2 separate regions of the Homo sapiens genome follow, and region 2 is linked to region 1. The links are chromatin loops, found by intact Hi-C in ENCODE. Cell type or tissue: A673. All regions are shown on one strand. Each heading gives the region's core, and the rest is flanking DNA. Links, peaks and the distances in the headings are about the cores only. Region 1 has its middle 150 kb from the start of ISM1-AS1. Region 2 overlaps TASP1 (taspase 1).

Region 1 (2,923 bases), core at 257-2,756:
AAAATTAGAAAATAGATAAGGAAAATTTTAAAAATGTAAATTTTAAATAAAAATTTAGCTCATAATCCTACTTCCCTAGAGGCAACCCTTAATAAACACCCTACAGACTCTTTATGCATGAATTTTCTGTGTGTTTTTAACACAAAAAATGGTGCTATATTGAACTCCCAAAATGGGGTTCTATAGCCTGCAGTTTTCATTTAATAATATCACAAAAAGATGACCAGACCTATAGGTTTACACAATCCCTCATTTACTGCTTTCCCATACAATGCTGGCTCAGCCTAATGATGCCCAGTACATATATTTGTTCCTTAAACTTCTGGGGAAATCTATGACAATGCTGAGCAGAATAGCTGATATCCATATTTTCAGGCTGCAGGTGCATACAACAAGCACTGTGGTAAGGTCTCAGCCAATGAAAGCCAGCCTGGAAGGCATCCTAGAGCAGGCCATGGTCATTGCTCTTGAACCTCACTGTTTTAGTATCCCCCACACAACTTTGACAGGCTTTTTCCAGAACGATGGAAAGCTATTCTGTCTCTGGGTGCTGTAGGCCACAAGTGCCAGGGAATCAGCACTCCCTAGAAGTTGGTGTATAAATTGGCTAGCTCCTTTGCTACTTGGGTGCGATAATACCGAATATGTGTTTCGCAGTTTTTGAGAGAGTTCCTACAGGAATTAAGCTTCAGTTTCCCCCTCTGGTAGTTGACTTAGTACACCTTGTGTTGGCTTTCTCCCCTTTTCTGGTTCCTTCTTGACTCTCCTACCTGTGTTTACTGAAATCATCTCCCAGATGAACTACTTGGAGTCAACTCCTTATCTCAGGGTTGCTTCTGGAGGACTTCACACTGAAACACATTCCACTCCACATGTATTCTTGGCCACTAGGGTTTTTAGGCCCTCCACTGAGGGTGGACTCACCAGTCTGCTTATGCCCCTCACTGGGGCTCTCCTCCTGACATGTGCACCTGCTCAGCCATTTTCATCCGTAACATCGGAGGGACATTCTCCGAGTGATAAGGCTGGATATGCCACAAAAGTTTGTGAAGTTCGCAACTAAGTCAGTGTTAACAGGCACCAGACTGCTGGAGACAGACAAACACTTTTAAGGATATGGTGAAGTAAACAGAAGCTGAAGAGCAACAGTTCATCAAGGACTGGTGGATGCCTTCAAGGAAATGACCTGGAATGGTGTTAACGGTAGTTGGAAGAAGCTTTAGCTAAAGGCGTTTCATGACTTTAAGAAATTTGCAGAGGCCAGAACAGTGTCCTGTGTCACGAACACATTTTCACGACGTGCATGCCATGGGGGCCTCACACAACACCCATTTCCAAAAGGGCATCTCTCAAGTCTGGCTGTTCATAACATAATTTCATGGTAAATTTTTCTTAATGTCTTCCAAAATTTTTCTTAAAACTAAATGTTTAAGGCACATCAGCATTGTTCTGACATAAATCCTATAAACGCTCAACACTGGGAGTCCCCTCTGCCCGCAAAACCCAGTCTTCCTGTTCACCTTAAGGTTGCAGTGGCTGGTGACCTTCAGAGGGAACAGAGGTGGAAGCCACTCCCCCTCCCAGGAACGCTGGCCCAAGACAAGGCTGAGCCCAGCAGCAATGAATCCCTGTGTATATGATTAATGTGTATGATTAAGTTGTTTTCATTTAGTTGTATTCTAAACCTTTCCCAGAAGCCGATTAACCAGGGGAAGGAAGTATGAGTAGGTAAATGTAGTGGGCTATAGGGGGAGTGAATGGGAGGTTGGAAACATAAAGTTAATAATATCACATTAATATTTGTTCTGGGGCCTTAAGAATTCTTAAGGAACACACCACCCCTCCCCAGCACTTAATTTGCATTCAAGTCCGCAAGGTATTAGCCAGATGTCTATGATCAGAAACTCACAGGCTGACCAAATTGACCAGGCAATCTTTTTTTTTTCCCCCATGCTTCTGTCTCTAAAGTGTTTGGCCACAGGAAGGATTAAATCTAAAACTGGCAAGGGCTTCCCTCCAAGGCGGCACACTCAGCTTCCAGAAGACCATCAGCCAAGCCCAAGGTGGTTCATTATGACCAGTTGTGGAAAGCTGGGAGAGAAAGTGAGTCCAGTGGTTTCTCCTTTACATGGTGCAGTTACTGAAGCCCTGAAACCACAAGTGGCAATGCAGAAAAACTTTGTGGGTGGGAGTTTCTTTGCCTTGAATTGCCATGGGGATTTCTTTGTCAACAGAGTGTCAGAAGCCTAAAAGAAAAAAATTCAAAACAATTCCTTTAACCTTTACTGTCGCTATTATGATGGAGATCCAAAGAGTTACTCCTAAAATGATCTTTCCTGGCCTTGGAAAATCCAGTAATGCTTAAGAGGTAGAGGATATCTTCCAATATATTAAGAAAAACATGTGTTCTTTTCCATGTACAAGTAGTAAGATTTTAATCTTTCCACCCAGGTTCTTCCCCCAAACCTGTTAACTAGCAGTCTTTCCCACCTGGTAAATGGTAGCTCCATCCTTCTGTGCACTCAGGCCAAAACTCTGGGGGTCATCTGTTTCATGTTCTATGGCTGAATAACAAATCACCCCAAGCCTTAATGGCTTAAACAACAACTGTTTTATTTGCCCACAATTCTGTAAATTGAGCTTAACGTAACTCAGTGGTTTTTCTGCTGCTCTTGCTGCTAGTCACTAGTGTGCTGCATTTAGCTGGAAGGTGAGCTAGGAGATAGGCCGAGCTGGGATGCTGGATGGCTGAGTGTCCTTCTTACTCCATGCAGGCTCAGAGCCTCTCTACAGCATCTTTCCACACCACATGCCAAAAAGACACGGCAGGTCAAGCTTCCCAGGAGCACAAAAGCAGAAACTACCAGGCCTTCTACAGGTTTAGGTCCATAATGGCCCAGCATCACTTTTGCCACATTTATTG
Region 2 (2,923 bases), core at 232-2,731, 66 kb before region 1:
CTTATTCACTGAGACACAAAAATATTGAAATTAGGCCAATTAATGACTCTGCATCTTCAGGTGAATTGAAGAGTTGCAAATCTCTCACTTTAAGTCAAAAGCTAGAAATGATTAAGGTTAGTGAGGAAGGCATGTCAAAAGCTGAGATGGGTCAAAAGGTAAGCCTCCTACACCAGTTAGCCAAGTTGTGAATGCAAAGGAAAAGTTCTTGAAGGAAATTAAAAAGTGCTACTCTAGTGAACACACAGATGATAAGGAAGTGAAACAGCTTGGTATGGGGATAGAACATCTGATATAACACTCAGTGTTAAGGATCCCAATCCAGAGCAAGATCCTAACTCTCTTTAATTCTGTTAAGGCTGAGAGAGGTGAGGAAGCTGCAGAAGAAAAGTTGAATCTAGCAGAGATTCATTCATGAGGTATAAGGAAAGAAGCTGCCTCCATAATATAAAAATGCAAGAAGAAGCAACAAGTCCTTATGGAGAAGCTGCCACAAGTTATCCAGAAGATCTAGCTAAGATCACTGAAGAAGGTGACTACACTAAACAACAGATTTTGAAGGCAGACAAAAATGGCCTTCTGTTGGAAGATGATGCCATCTAGGACTTTCATAGCTGGCCAGGAGAAGTCAGTGCCTTGGCTTCTGAGAACATGCTGACTCTCTTGTTAGAAACTAATGCAGCTGGTGATTTTCAATTGAAGCCAATGCTTATTTATCATTCAAAAAATCCTATGGCCCTTAGGACTTATGCTAAATCTACTCTTCCTGTGCCTTATAAATGGGACAACAAAGTCTAGATGACAGCACATCTGTTTACAGCACAGTTTACTGAATACTTTAATCCCACTGTTGAGAGCTGCTGCTCAGGAAAAAATATTCCTTTCAAAATAGTTTTGTTCTATGACAATGCACCTGGTCGTCCAAGGGTTCTGATGGAGATGTACAAGGAGATTAATGTTTTCATGCCTGCTAACATAATATCCATACTGAAACTCTTTATTATTTAAGGAATACATTTTATAAGGCTATAGCTGCCATAGATAGTGATTCTTCTGATGAACCGGGGACAAGTAAATTAAAAACCTTTAGAAAACCTTCTCCATCAGGATTTGTTGCTTTTGAAATCTGGGTCAAGTAAATTAAAAACCTTCTAGATGCCATTGGGAACATTTGTGATTCATGGGAAGAGGTCAAAATAACATTCACAAGAGTTTGGAAGAAGTATATTCTAACCCTCATTGATGACTTTGAGGAGTTTAAGACTTCATCGGAGGAAGTAACTGTAGACTTGGTAGATATATCAAGAAACTAGAATTAGAATGGTGCCTGAAGATGTGACTGAATTGCTGCAATTTTATGATAAAACTTTAACGGATGAGGAGTTGCTTCTGTGGATGAGCAAAGAAAGTGATTTCTTGAGATGAAATCTTCTCCTGGTGAAGAAGCTGTGAACATTGTTGAAATAAGGACAAAGAATTAGGATATTGCATAACTTATTTGATAAAGCAACTTCAAGGTTTGAGAGGACTGACTTTAATTTTGAAAGCTCTACTGTGAGTAAAATGTGATTAAACAGCATTGCATGCTACAAAGAAATCTTTCATGAAAGGAAGTCAATTAATGCAGCAAACTTCATTGCCATCTTATTTTAAGGAATTGTCACAGCCACCTCAGTCTTCATGAGCCATCACTCTGATCCAACAGCAGCCTTCAACATCGAGGCAAGACCGCCCACCAGCAAAAGGATATGACTCATCTAAGTCTCAGATAATCATTAGCATTTTTGCAATAAAAGTACTTTTAAATTAAGTTATTTACATTTTTTAGACATAGCACTGCTATACAGTTAGTAAATTATAGTATAGTAGTGTAAACATAACTTTCATATGCACTGGGAAACCAAAAAACTTGCATGACTCACTTTATTGTGATTTGCCATTTATTGTGTTATTTGCTCTATTGAAGTTGTTTGGAAATGAACCTTCGGTATCTTCAAGGTATGCCTTTATATAGAGAAGTACATTCAAGTGAGATGCAACACCCTGTGTATCATTGCACTGATATGTTGTACAATTGAATTATAGCTTTCTATGTAAAAGTCCTCCTGCATTAATGGGTGACTCCCTATTATAGGGTTCAGGATACAGTGATTCACTATATAGGGATATGTGACAGTTTCATCTAAAGTTCACAATGTAAACATTGCAGTATTTCTAGACCTAGAGTTGTAAGTTCACGTATAACAGTATGCATTTATAATTATGTAACTGTATAACCTCTCAGTACAATCATCAAAGTGAAAAATATTGAAGAATCCAGAAACTTAATAGAAACTGGAATATCAGCAATCACCATTTTATCAAGCTTCCCACACAGCAGCTGTGCAAAGCCATTGTTGTCACAATAAAATAGATTTATTTATTTACTTACTTAAAAACAAAGTTAATGAGAGTACACAAAGCTACATTAAACTGATTTTACATAGGAATTAAAAGCGTGCTAGAAGGCCTCTATGTTATGTGCTTCTGCACAGTAAGTGGGATCTGACCACACAAAGTAAAAGTGAATAGAGTTGCTCTCATGGTAAAATTGGGTATATAAGGAAATAAATCAGAGAAGGAAACACAATGAGCAACAATAACTAAATGTATAATGTTCTTTAAGGTCCGATGTCCTTTGGAAGGTCTTCAGGCAGTGATTGGTGGAGACAGTCCCATGTACCCCAAGTTGCTCACCTGCATTATTTGGCCATATCAACTTTGTTTACCAAGTCCACATAAAAGATACCAGCATAGTCCTCCTGAAGCAAAAGGCATTGCTCGGGAGCACTGGTGCCTTTGGACTATAGTGTAGATACCATAAGATAGTTAGCACACATAGAATCTAGAATTTAATGAGCAAACACTCTATTCACCCAGAAAA

What was found. Peaks named below come from ENCODE experiments on the same cell type or tissue, not always from the same donor. Only the 100,000 strongest peaks of a DNase experiment are listed, where the experiment ranks them.
Region 2: a loop joins it to region 1, with 4 times the contacts of the local background. A loop is called at or near these places in 2 of 110 quality-filtered maps.

The regions. Positions count from the first base shown.
Region 1 is chr20:13,383,525-13,386,447 of GRCh38, reverse strand. It overlaps a transcript of TASP1 not described here. Among named protein-coding and RNA genes, the nearest start is that of ISM1-AS1, 150 kb to the right of the region's middle. In A673, for the core only: no CTCF peak of the experiment used is centred there; no DNase peak of the experiment used is centred there.
Region 2 is chr20:13,449,049-13,451,971 of GRCh38, reverse strand. All of the region lies in intron 11 of TASP1 (taspase 1), which reads left to right. Among named protein-coding and RNA genes, the nearest start is that of TASP1, 190 kb to the left of the region's middle. In A673, for the core only: no CTCF peak of the experiment used is centred there; a DNase peak (open chromatin) is centred at 1,691; H3K27ac peaks cover 1,081 bases.